Linked DNA regions of Homo sapiens: region 1 is linked to region 2. Evidence: chromatin contacts called from ENCODE POLR2A ChIA-PET data. All regions are on one chromosome and are shown on one strand. The core of a region is the stretch at or near the end of the contact, and the rest is flanking DNA. Distances in the headings are between cores, read along the strand shown. Region 1 overlaps PTAFR (platelet activating factor receptor). Region 2 overlaps FAM76A (family with sequence similarity 76 member A).

The links. ChIA-PET counts read pairs that join two places held with the same protein, here RNA polymerase II (POLR2A).
Region 1: POLR2A ChIA-PET joins it to region 2 with 25 read pairs in OCI-LY7. The contact joins two enhancer-like sites. POLR2A ChIA-PET finds 5 or more read pairs at or near these places in 3 of 52 experiments (K562, OCI-LY7 and activated B cell).

Annotation. Positions count from the first base shown.
Region 1 is chr1:28,168,660-28,175,368 of GRCh38, reverse strand. The region is part of intron 1 of PTAFR (platelet activating factor receptor); the gene reads left to right. Among named protein-coding and RNA genes, the nearest start is that of PTAFR, 4.7 kb to the left of the region's middle. RefSeq lists enhancers at 3,835-3,884, 3,895-3,964, 4,005-4,114, 4,155-4,204. Within about 2 kb of position 2,593, at least 16 of the 41 ENCODE cell types and tissues checked have a DNase peak (open chromatin) inside an H3K27ac peak, as active enhancers do.
Region 2 is chr1:27,752,576-27,759,196 of GRCh38, reverse strand. FAM76A (family with sequence similarity 76 member A) reads right to left here. Exons shown (of 9, transcript NM_152660.3): 7 at 3,867-4,002. Among named protein-coding and RNA genes, the nearest start is that of STX12, 17 kb to the left of the region's middle. Within about 2 kb of position 3,701, at least 4 of the 41 ENCODE cell types and tissues checked have a DNase peak (open chromatin) inside an H3K27ac peak, as active enhancers do.

The DNA of each region.
Region 1 (6,709 bases), core at 1,344-3,843, 420 kb before region 2:
GAGAAAGAGTTCAGCCCCTTAGATGACTGGGTCCTGGGCCTCAGGTGGGCATCCGGGGTTTCGATCTCAGCTCCTGCTGACAAGCCGGGGCCTTGAGTTGTTCGGAAGTTCCACTTTCCTCCTTTGCAGATTGCAGGTTAAAATACTGACCTCTGTGGGCCGGGCATGGTGGCTCACGTCTGTAATCCCAGCACTTTAGGAGGCCGAGGCGGGTAGATCACGAGGTCAAGAGATGGAGACCATCCTGGCGAACATGGTGAAACCCCATCTCTACTAAAAATACAAAAATTAGCTGGGCGTGGTGGCGGGTGCTACTCGGGAGGCTGAGGCAGGAGAATTGCTTGAACCTGGGAGGCGGAGGTTGCAGTGAGCTGAGATGGCGCCATCGCACTCCAGCCTGGGCAACAGAGCGAGACTCCGTCTCAAAAAACAAAACAAAACAAAACAAACAAACCACTGATCTGTGAGTTTGCAGGGAGGATGAAGTAAGAGTTGGGATGGGGAAGTGCTTTGTCAATTGGAAAATGCTGCGCAAAGGGGACTGATGAATTCCCTCTAATGCTGACTCTGGGATTCCTGCTGTTAAACGCCTTAGGGATGAGGAAACTGTTTTGTTCACTGTTGTATCCTTTATCCTTAGCACAGGGTTTGCAACATAGCATATGCTTAGAATATGCACAGGACAGATGAATGATGAAGCGGTTTTTGCAGTTGGAAGGGAACGGACGGTGAGCCAGAGGCCCAGTATCTGGTCCCAGCTCTGCCCCTGACACTGTGTTCACCTTGGGAAAATCCTTTCTCATCTCCGGGCCTCAGTTTCCCCATCTGGTCATTGAAGGAGTAAGGAATTCACAGTTTATGCTATCAGTGACAAAATGTGCCTACAGGACTGAGTTTTCTCTGACTGGTGGTGGGAAGCAGGTATGAGGAGAGGCTGGGATCTTATTGTCCTTTTACAGGGAGCAGAGATTCCCCACTTCCCACCCCAGGCCTGTGAAGGAGGCCTTGTTGAAGAGGATGGCATTCTCTTTCTTGGTGGCATCCCCCACTTTCCTGTTCTGATCCCCTAGATGGGTGGAGGCTTGGACCTCAGAGAGGGCAACAGTGGAGCAGGAGCCGGCAGCACCCCTTGATGGGCCTAGGGGTGTGTGTCTGGGTCGGGAGCAGAGCCAGCTCCCAAAGGGCAAGTGCTGGGACCCTGCTGCAGCCCCCTCTCTGACCACCCCCTCTTGGGCTCCTTGACAGCATGATGAGAGCGGGGAGAAGCCTCTGGTGTGTCTTTGTGTGTGCATGTGTGTCTGTGGTTATGTGGGGTGGACAGGGAGCTGGCTCTGGCTATGTCTACATGTATCTGGAATGATGGGCCGGGAGCATATCCGGGCTGCATGTGGCCTGCTCCAGCCAGACAGCTCCCCTCCCAGGAGCAGATGGCCAGCAAAGCCAGCTGAGAGGCTGATATGCCTCTGTGTGTCTTTGGCCGAGGGGAATCACAGCCAGATTCTGTGTGTGTATTTGTTTGTGTGTTTGTGTGTGAGAGAGAGACAGAATATGCAGGGGGAGGATCACCACTCAGCCACCCCTCCCCACCCCCTTGGTTCTGTAGGTGGGAGATCTTCAGGGCCTGGGTTTGGAGTTGAGCTTGGCTGGCTAATGGGAGAAGCATGTCAAAACCAAATTTGTGCATACCCCGCCCCCCCTCCTCTTTTTTTTTTTCTTTTGAGACAGAGTCTTGCTCTGTCACGCAGGCTGGAATGCAGTGGCGTGATCACACCTCACTGCAGCCTCGATCTCCTGGGCTCAAGCAGTCCTCCCACCTCAGTCTCTCGAGTAGCTGATACTGTAGGTGCACACCATCTTGCCTGATTAATTTTTGTGTTTTTGTTTTTGTTTTTGTTTTTGTTTTGTTTTGTTTGTTTGTTTGTTTTTTGTAGAGGTGGGGTTTGACATGATGCCCAGGCTAGTCTTGAACTCCCGTGCTCAAGCAATCCGCCTGCCTTGGCCTCCCAAAGTGCTGGGATTACAGATGTGAGCCACCATGCCTGGCCTACACCCCCCGCACACCCCCCCCCCTTTTTTTTTAAGAGACACAGTCTTGCTCTGTCACCCAGGCTGAAGAGCAGTGGCATGATCGTGACTCACTGCAGCCTTGAACTCCTGGTCTCAAGCTATCCTCCAGCTTTAGCCACCCAAGTAGCCAGGACTACAGGCGCATGCCACCATGCCTGGCTAATTTAAAAAACTTTTTTTTTTTTTTTTTTTTTTTGTGGAAACGGGATCTTGCTATGTTTCCCAGGCTGGTCTTGAACTTCTGGCCTCAAGCCATCTCCTGCCTTGGCTTCCCAAAGCGCTGGGATTACAGGCGTGAGCCACTGCACCCAGCCTGCACTACCTTTCACAGTTCATAAAGTCCATTTCAATGTACCAAGTGCTTTACTGTTTACCCAAAACTGTCACCACCAATAATCTCACTTCCTTTTTTTTTTACAACAATGCTTTGAGATAAGCGAGGCACAGGCACCGCATTTTGCAGATAAAAACCCCAAGGCTCAGAGCTGGAATGAGGCTCAGTCAAGATATGTGGGTGAGTGGCACAGCTGAGGCCAGAGCCCACATCTCCTGGTTTCGGTTCCTATGCTTTCTCTCCGGCTAACCCCGGTTGCTTCTAGGAGAGAATGTGTAGCTGGCTTAGTGCATGGCCAGTTTGGTTGCTTCTTTATTCACTTATTCAACAAACATTTTCTGAGGACAGCAGGGAAGGGAGTTCACAGTTATTGAGTAAATTGCTTCACTCAGCTCTCACAACCACCCCGTGAGGAAGGTTTTATTACCATCATTTTGCAGATGAAGAAAAGGAGGCTGGGAGAGCCAAGGATCACGCAGCAAGGAAGAAACAGACCCAGGTGCAGACTCAGGTCTGTGTGACGCCAGGGCCTGTGCCCAGCCCTGCTTTTTTCCCTGGACGGGGTCCTGGACTGGCCACGAGGACACCAGCAGGACTCAGGAACTCCCAGGCTGGGAAGATGTCAGCGTGATTCCTGGTATAACAGAGGCATGGCTGTGTGCGGTGGCTCATGCCTGTAATCCCAGCACTTTGGGATGTTGAGGTGGGTGGATCACCTGAGATCAGGAGTTTGAGACCAGCCTGGCCAGCATGGTGAAAACCTGTCTCTACTAAAAATATAAAAATTAGCCAGGCATGGTGGCATGCGCTTGTAATCCCAGCTACTTGGAAGGCTGACACATGAGGATCGCTTGAACCTGGGAGGCGGAGGTTGCAGTAAGCTGAGATTGCATCATTGCACTCCAGCCTAGGTGATAGACTGAGATTCAGTCTCAACCCCCCACCCCCGCAACACACACACAAAAACCAGAGGCATAACAGAGGCATGATGTGCCCAGTGCTGGGGCAGCCCAGAGGAGATGGTTCCTCCCTCCCTCTTCCTGGCCCTGTCCTGGAAGCAAAATTGGATAGGGTAACTCACAAACAGATACCACCTGGGTATCTGGGAGCCAGGAGGAGAGACCCAGGCCAGACTTGGGGTTTCCTAGGCCAACTGAGCAGAGGCTGAGTCTCCTCAATGTAATATACATATCTGGGGCCAGGATGAGGTCCCCAATGAGAAGGAACACTGGGTAACTCTGACTGGTACCCAGATCATCCTCATCCCTCGTGCCCTAGACCCTGTCCGTAACCTCTCCCAGACATGGTGCTTCATTCATCAGCCAATAAATGTGCATGGTCCCTTGCGCTGGGAATTGTAGGGAGCCTGGCACAGAATTCCCCAGAGGTCAGGATTTCTCCTCCCTTAATTCGTCGCTCAAATCCTTCTGCATCTTGGAGAAATGGTATTGAAACCACTCTGTGAGAGGTAACATTAGAGGGTGTGGTCGGCACGGCCAGGTCAGGGCACAAATATCAAGCAACAGGGCATGTCAGAACAGGAAGTAACTCATGTATTGAGTACCTTCTATATGCCTAGCACTGTAGAGGTTGTCTGTCTTCAACATCAGGGCTATCCTGTGAGGTCAAGTTTTTTTTTTTTTTTGAGATGGAGTCTCGGTCTGTCACCCAGGCTGGAGTGCAGTGGCACAATCTCAGTTCACTGAAACTTCCCCCTCCCGGGTTCAAGTGGTTCTTCTGCCTCAGCCTCCCATGTAGCTGGGATTACAGATGTGCGCCACCACACCCAGCTAATTTTTGTATTTTTAGTAGATATGGGGTTTCGTCATGTTGGCCAGGCCAGTCTTGAACTCCTGACCTCAGGTGATCTGCCTGCCTCGGCCTCCCAGAGTGCTGGGATTACAGGTGTGAGCCACCCCACCCAGCCTAATTTGTATTAATTATTTATTTATTATTTTTATTTATTTTTTGAGATGGAGTCTCGCTGTTGCCCAGGCTGGAGTGCAGTGGCACAATCTTGGCTCACTGCAGACTCTGCACCCCGGGTTCACGCCATTCTCCTGCCTCAGCCTCCCGAATAGCTGGGACTACAGGCGCCCACCACCTTGCCCAGCTAATTTTTTGTATTTTTAGTAGAGACAGGGTTTTACCGTGTTAGCCAGGATGGTCTCGATCTCCTGATCTTGTGATCCGCCCGCCTTGGCCTCCCAAAGTGCTGGGATTACAGGCGTGAGCCACCGCGCCGGGCCCTTATTTTTATTTTTAAGAGATAGGGTCTTGCTCTGTTGCCCAGGCTGGAGTGCAGTGGTATGATCATAGCTTACTGTAATGGACCCAAGTGATCCTGCAGCCTCAGCCTCCATAGTAGCTAGGACTGCAGGCATGTGCCACCATGCCTGGCTAATTTTTTTTTTAATTTTTAATTTTGTAGAGACAAAATTTGGTTATGTTGCTCAGGCTGGTCTTAAACTCCTGACCTCAAGCAATTCTCTTACCTCAGCCTCTCAAAGTGCTGGCATTATAGATGTGGGCCACCTTTCCAGCCTCAATGTTGATGCTATTCCCATTTTATAGATGAGGAAAGTGGGACTGGCCCCAGCGAATCTAAGAGCTGGGAGTGGCTAGAGCTGGGGTGTGAGAGTTTGGAAGCGAAGAGTGAGGGACACTGTGACTGTGTGTGTACAGAGGCTCACCTGTCTATTTAGTCAGTATTTCTCATGTGTTTGCTATGTAGGAGGCCCTGTGATGGGTATTGGTGATATGCCAGAAGCCTTGGCCCTTGGGAATTCCCAGTCCAAAAGGAGAGAGAAATCAACAGCTATGATAATGCAATGTGATAGATTGTTATGGGAACTTGAGGTGGAATTTCCAACTCTGTCTGGGGTAGGGAAGTAAGAGTAACAATAGCCAACATTCAATGAGCTCTCACTGTAGACCAGACCAGGCATCTTCTTTTTTTTTTTTTTTTGAGATGGAGTCTCGCTCTGTCGCCCAGACTCCAGTGCAATGGCGTCATCTTGGCTCACTGCAATCTCTGCCTCCTGGGTTCAAGTGATTCCCCTGCCTCGGCCTCCCGAGTAGCTGGGATTACAGGCATGCACCACCATGCCTGGTTAATTTTTGTATTTTTAGTAGAGATAGGGTTTCACCATGTTGGCTAGGCTGGTCTCGAACTCCTTACCTCAAGTGATCTGCCCGCCTTGGCCTCCCAAAGTGCTGGGATTACAGGTATGAGCCACTGCGCCCAGCCCTGATAAGGACTTTATACACATTATTTCATTGACTCTTCACACCACTCTGGAGAGGTATGTGCCTGGGTATTATCAGCTCCATTTTCAGTGAGGGACCTGAGAATCAGAGGGAGGACATGCTTGGCTGTGGTTCTGTGGTAGGAAGTGAGAGAGGTAAGATCTGAACCCAGGTTTGTCTGACTACAGAGTCTGACTCCAGAGTCTGTGCTCTTAACCACTGTTCTCTAAATACTGTACATCCTTTATTTCGCTTGATGAAAGAGATGTGGTTTACAAATGAGGCCCGAAGGCGGCAAGCAGTTTTACCAAAGGTTGCATAGCTTTTAAGTCATAAACTGAGTCATATGACTCTAACTTAAAAATACACAATGTACTTTCAAATTTGTCGTCTCTTAGGCCCATTGATTTTTTTTTTTTTTTTACTGTGGTGAAAACCGTAACATAAATTTACTCTCTTAGCATGCATTTTGAAAAATTTATTTTATAGAGACTGGGGTGTTGCTATGTTGTCCAGACTGGTCTCAAACTCCTGGGCTCAAGTGATCCACTCATTTTGGCCTCCCAAAGTGCTGGAATTACAGGCCACGTAATTCCAGCCATGTGCCTGGTCCCTGTTAACATTTTTAAAGTGTATAGTTCAGTCATGCTACCTATATTCACATTGTTGTATAATAGATCTCTAGAATGTTTTCTTTTCTTTTCTTTTCTTTTTTTAAATCCTGCGAGTGCCAATAGAATGTTTTCAACTTGGCTGGGCGCAGTGGCTCATGCTGGTAATCCCAGCACTTTGGGAGGTCAATGAGGGTGGATCGCTTGAGGTCAGGAGTTCGAGACTATCCTGGTCAACATGTTGAAACCCCGTCTCTACCAAAAATACAAAATTAGCTGGGTGTGGTGGTGCATGCCTGTAATCCCAGCTACTCGGGAGGCTGAGGCAGGAGAATCGCTTGAACCCAGGAGGCGGAGGTTGTGGTGAACCAATATCATGCCACAGCACTCCAGCCTGGGTGACAGAGTGAGACTTCATTTCAAACAAACAAACAAAAAAGAATGTTTT
Region 2 (6,621 bases), core at 2,452-4,951:
TTATAGAGGAGAAAACTGATCTTTAGAAAGGGTTAAGGAATGTGGCCAAGATCATATACAGAGTTAGCAAGGGGCAGAGCTAGATTTCAAACCCCAGACCCCCTTCTGTTGACTGCTCTTCAAGGAAATTCTAAATCAGAGGTGATGTGTGAGCTGAGCTTTGAGATGTATTAACAATAGGCACATAAGGTGAGCAGGAGGGCAACCAAGCAGAGAACAGTATAGGCACAGGCAGATAAATGTGAGATAACAGAGATTATTTGAATGGCTGATGAGGTTGGAGAGATGGGCAGGCATTATGCTAAAGAGCCTGTATTCCAAGCTTCCTGAAAGCTTTGGGAAACAATCTGCTTTTGCTCCTTTAAAAACCCTAACTCTGGGCCAGGAGTGGTGGCTCATGCCTGTAATCCCAGCACTTTGGGAGGCCAAAAGGGCGGAATACTTGAGCTCAGGAGTTTGAGACCAACATGGGCAACATGGTGAAACCCCATGTCTACAAAAAAAAAAAAAAAAAAAACGAAAATTAAAATAGCTGGGTGTGGTGGTGTGCGCCTGCAGTCCCAGCTATTTAGAGGACGGAGGTGGGAGGATCGCTTGAGCCAGGGAGGTTGAGTTTACAGTGAGCTGAGACTGCACCACTGCCCAACAGCCTGGGCAACAGAGCAAGACCCTGTCTCAAAAAAATAAAAATAATAAATAAATAAAAACTATCTCTGCAAAGCAGTAGAAACAAGTGTTCATCTTGTCCCTGTTTTACAAAAATCCTTTTATGTGCCATTCTGATCTAGTCCATGGAGAGAATATACTTGGGCCATTTTCACTTGACAGTCATGTAGTTATGTGGATAGAACACAGATCTCTTCCCATGAATTTCCACCTTCCTAGCAGGAGAAAGCATAGCACAGTAGAAAGAACAGTAGAGTCAGAAAGACTTCCAGTCCCTTGTTCCGCCATTTACTAGCTGTGTGGTTTGGACATATTAACCTCTTCGGGTCTGTTTCCTCATCTGTAAAATGAGGTAGAAATTAGATGAATGCAAGTAAGGAATTTACATCAATGTCTTAGCTATTCAGAATGAATCACAGCATTCTGAACTTGGCAGAAAACAACATAAAGAGCCAGGGGAGATCAGAAACCCCTAAGAAGAAAAATACTGGAGGCATTCTTCATCTATGAAATGATTGTAACAATTCCCACCTCAAAGGCTTTTTTTTTTTTTTGAGATGGAGTCTTGCTCTGTAGCCCAGGCTGGAGTGCAGTGGCACGATCTTGGCTCACAGCAAGCTCCGCCTCACCGGTTCACGCCATTCTCCTGCCTCAGCCTCCCGAGTAGCTGGGACTACAGGCGCCCACCACCACGCCCAGCTAATTTTTTTGTATTTTTAGTAGAGACAGGGTTTCACCGTGTTAGCCAGGATGGTCTTGATCTCCTGCCCTCGTGATCCACCCGCCTTGGCCTCCCAAAATGGTGGGATTACAGGCATGAGCCACCAAGCCCGGCCTCAAAGGCTTTTTATAAGAATAAATGGGCCAGGCATGGTAGCTCATGCCTGTAATCCCAGCACTTTGGGAGGCCGAGGTGGGCGGGTCACTTGAGGTCAGGAGTTCAAGACCAGCCCGGCCAACATGGTGAGACCCCCATCTCTATGAAAAATACAAAAATTAGCTGGCTGTGGTGCCACATGCCTGTAATCCGAGCTACTCGGGAGGCTGAGGCAGGAGAATCACTTGAACCCAGGGAGGCAGAGGTTGCAGTGAGCAGAGATTGCACCACTGCACTCCAGCTTGGGTGACAGAGCAAGACCCTGTCTCAATCAAAAACAAAAACAAAAATCAGCCAGGTGTGGTGGTGCACGCCTGTAGTCCCAGCTAGCTATTCAGGAGGCTGAGGCACAAGAATCACTTAAACCCAGGAGTCAGAGGTTGCAGTGAACTATTGCACCACTGCACTCCAGCCTGGGTGACAGAGCAAGACTCTGTCTCAAAAAAAAAAAAAAAAAAAAAAAAAGAATAAATGAGTTAATACATATAAAGCACTTAAAACAGAGCTAGGCACGAAGTTAGCATCCAATAAAAGTTAGCTATTATTATTATAATATTAAGGCAAAATGAGATATTCTTTTTTGTTTGTTTTTGGAGACAGGGTCTGGCTCTGTCACCCACAGGCTGGAGTGCAGTGGTATGATCACTGCTCACCACAGCCTTGACCTCCCAGGCTAAGGTGATCCTCCCACCTTAGCCTCCCAAGTAGCTGGGACCATAGGTGCACACCATCAAGCCCTGCTAATTTTTGTATTTTTTGCAGAGATGAGGTTTCACCAATGGCCCAGGCTGGTCTTGAATTCCTGGGCTCAAGCAATCTGCCTGCTTCAGCCTCCCAAAGTGTTGGGATTACAGGTGTGAGCCAGTGTGCCCAGCCTAAAAATGAGATACTATTTAGAAAACCTGAAAACAAGATAACAGACATGAATCAGAGTAAGAATGTAAAAATGGAAGACAACTTCAGACCATAATAAGACTGGTCTTATTCTGAAGATATTAATGTGAAGATATTAGAAATATAAGATAGAAGATATTCTGATGTGAAAATAAAATATTAACACTGAGGCCGGGCACAGTGGCTCACACCTGTAATCCCAACACTTTGGGAAGATGAGGCAGGCAGATCACTTCAGATGAGGAGTTCGAGACCAGCCTGTCCAACATGGCGAAACCCCATCTCTACTGAAAATAGAAAAATTAGCCAGGCATGGTGGCAGGCACCTGTAATCCCAGCTACTTGAGAGGTTGAGGTAGGAGAATCGCTTGAACTCAGGAGGCAGAGGTTGCAGTGAGCCTGGGCGACAGAGACTCTGTCTCAAAAAACAAAAAAAGAAAAAAAAGAGTATTAATACTGAAGATAAACTAAGATATTAAAATATTAACATATTAAAGATGGGTCACTTAGTAAGAGTTGTCAGCAGTGGAAGCACAGTGACATAAGAGTCATGGCAGAAGGCCCACATGAACGCTGTTCAGGGAAGAGGAAGAAATGTCCCATGAACTTTGAGTATTATTGTCCCACAGACATGGCCATCCCCATGAGAAGAGAAAGAGACATTAGGTTCTTTTAGCCGGACAGCACTGAACATTCCAGTTACATAACTACCTCCTCGTGTCCCAACTCTATGCTTATTCAGCACCTTCTGATTACAGCCTCTCCAGGTAGCTCATGCCAAGAACTGTGTACTGTTTGTTACATGCTCCGCTGTGAACTGAGATGTGAACACTGGTTTTTTTATACATTGTCTCTGTAAGCTCAGTTAACAAATGTCCTCTCTGAGGCCAGGGGCAATGGCTCACATTTGTAATCCTAGCACTTTGGGAGGCTAAAATGGAAGGATCACTTAAGACCAGGAGTTCAAGACCAGTCTGGGCAACATAATAAGACCATGTCTCTACAAAAAATTTTAAAAATTGGCCGGGTACAGTGGCACATGCCTGTAGTCCAAGCTACTAAGTGGGCTGAGATGGGAGGATTGCCTGAGACTGGAAGTTAGAGGCTGCAGTAGCCATGATTGTGCCACTGCACTCCAGCCAGGGTGACACAGCTGAGACCCTGTCTCAAAAACAAAACAAAAAACAAAATGTCCTCTTTGAGAAGTGGAAGCTGCAAGTGCTGAGAAAAATCAGTTTTTTGAGCCCAACTGACTGGAGTAATGCCATCCCAAAAGTCATCTTGGCAGACAGCCAGCCTCTCCCCAGGATATCCCAACCTTGACATAGGCTCTCAACAAACATCAGTTAAAAAGGGTTATTATCATGTCCCATACCACATATCTCACCCTCGCATCATTCTGGTCAGAGAGGAATTAACTAAACCATACCTTCTTCTCTTTCTCTAAAATCATTTGATCCTTTTGATGCAACATCTTCTTCAGGGTAGCCACTTCTTCCTTCAGTTGGGCAATGATGACAAAGTGGTCAGTGCCTGGTGAGTCCAGAGCCAGGTCTGGGGAGAAGCTAAATTTAAAAATCAGGGGAAAATATTTTAACTTGGATGGATAAACTTTTCTCTACCTGAGGATGCATCCTAGACCACTTGTCTGCAAGCTCCTAAAGGGCAGGAATCCTAGCATCAAGCACATTGCACCACACATGCTGGGCTCAACGGCACTTGCTGAGCTGAACTGCAGAGGTAAGGTGGCCATCAGATAACTCTACGAACCAAAGCCACAACCTGGCAGCATCCCTGCAGCATCTTCTCTCACATTTAGGACGGAAATAAATGCCACATCCCAAGAGCTAAGGATACTGTTTCAGGTTCCTTAAAGATCCCCAGTGATGTACTAGAAAAACCATCCTAATTTTTGTGATTAGATAAATTCCTTAGAATTCCAGATAAATTATAAACTGTGAGCTCATGCATTTTTCTTTAATGCTTCCCTCAGAGCTCATCTTTCAGGTCCTTGTCTTCTGTCCCAAAGCACCGCAATGCAGTCAGTGTATCTGCCGAGAAGCTGCTGGATTCCCACCCAGGAGCAGTCAGTTCTTTTTCAAAAAAGATGAAACAGGAATGAAGCCAGCTTCCCCTACACTACAAATGGCCTGCAGATTGTCATTTCCAATATCAGGAATTCTGTAACATTGCTTTAGTAACGGAACAAAGAGGTGGCAAACTCCAGAGTCACACAACAACTTGGGCTTTTAACAGATTCCTCCCAATAACAGCATTAGAGCACTCTATTTTGTCAAAGTGCCAGATGGACTCCATGTCCTTTTAGCAGAGCCTCTTAAGAAGGGGCAGTTTTAGGCCGGGCGCGGTGGCTCACGCCTATAATCCCAGCACTTTGGGAGGCCAAGGCAGGCGGATCACCTGAGGTCAGGAGTTCAAGACCAGCCTGACCAACATGGAGAAACCTCATCTCTACTAAAAATAAAAAATTAGCTGGCCGTGGTGGTGCATGCCTGTAATCCCAGCTACTTGGGAGGCTGAGACAGGACAATTGCTTGAACCTGGGAGGCGGAGGTTGCAGTGAGCCAAGATTGCGCCATTGCACTCCAGCCTGGGCAACAAGAGCGAAACTCCGTCTCAAAAAAAAAAAAAAAAAAAAAAAAGAAGGGATAGTTTCAGGAAATCTGCAAAACCCCAAAATTATATGTACAATCTTGTCTACACATATAATGGGTGGTTTTTAGAGTGAGGATCCATAGCTTTCAATGGCCAGTCAGAAGTGCCTCAGACTCAAAGCAAGTTAAGGAATCACTGCCAAGAGGGTCAAATCCTGTTCTCTAGAGAGTTCTCAAAGAACGCTCTTTACTTTTCCCAGGACAATCTTTAAAGTAAAACACAAACCTGTTTTTCCTAAGCAGACACTGGAATACTCATTCTCAACTCCCTATATATAGTAACGACTCACTGTTCTTATATCCTAAACCACATCTAATAGCCAACATTTCTCTACACAGGAAGAAACTCCAAATAGCAAGCCTAACCAGTGGACAAACTACCTCACAGTTACCAAGTCAAACATTTCTATGGCTAGGACTGGAAGACATAAATAATCGACAAGAATATTCCTACCCTCCTCTCAGTTTACATGAAGCATATGAGAAGACTGTCAGAGGAAGAATGAATCAATGCTCTCATAACTAATGAATGGATGGAATTACTGCATAACAAAAATAAATGCAAAATCATAAAACAAGGTGTGCAGGAGAAAGTACTGAAAGGACCTATTACAGTCTCCACTAGTTTCAGATCTGGAAGCACCCTTAGAGCTGCAGTCTCACATCTGTTTCAATACCTGCTAAGGACCTGTCTTTCTTCAACTGAATAGAGTCTATTTAAACCCATAACTAGAGTAATGAGCTAATGTAAGTAACTTTTTGTTGTCCCCAAACCTCTTAATGCCCTACCCTTCCTGCTTCTTGTGAGAGGATTCCCCCCATACCAATAAATAGTTGACAACACCCATCCTTTCTATCCTGTGTTAGGGACTGACCTCACTAACTCTCTCTTTTCTCTTTTTTTCTTTTTGAGACAGAGTTTCACTCTTGTTGCCTAGGCTGGAGTGCAATGGCATGATCTCGGCTCACCACAACCTCCAGCTCACCACAACCTCTGCCTCCTGGGTTCAAGTGATTCTCCCGCCTTAGCCTCTCAAGTAGCTGGGATTACAGGCGTGCGCCACCATGCCTGGCTAATTTTTGTGTTTTTAGTAGAGACGGGGTTTCTCCATGTTGGTCAGGCTGGTCTCGAACTCCCGACCTCAGGTGATCCACCCACCTTGGCCTCCCAAAGTGCTGGGATTACAGGCGTGAGCCACCGTGCCCAGCCCTCACTAACTCTCTAATTCCTGGTTCAGTAAGAACTACTAGAAATGAAAAAAGATGGCTAGGGTAACAAGGCAGAAAAACCAGTCTCTTTCCTAATGGCTCCAATGACAGGGAACTACTACTTCTCCAGAAAAATTGTCTTTTACAAAAGCTCGTACTGTAAGAACAATTTTCTTGGGTTGAGCCAAAACCTGCCTCTCTATAACCCTACATATTGGTCCTGAGTCAGTCCTCAAAGGCTATACAGATTAATCTTTCAGGCACATTTCAGACGGAGAATAAAATGAAACTACGAGTTAAAAA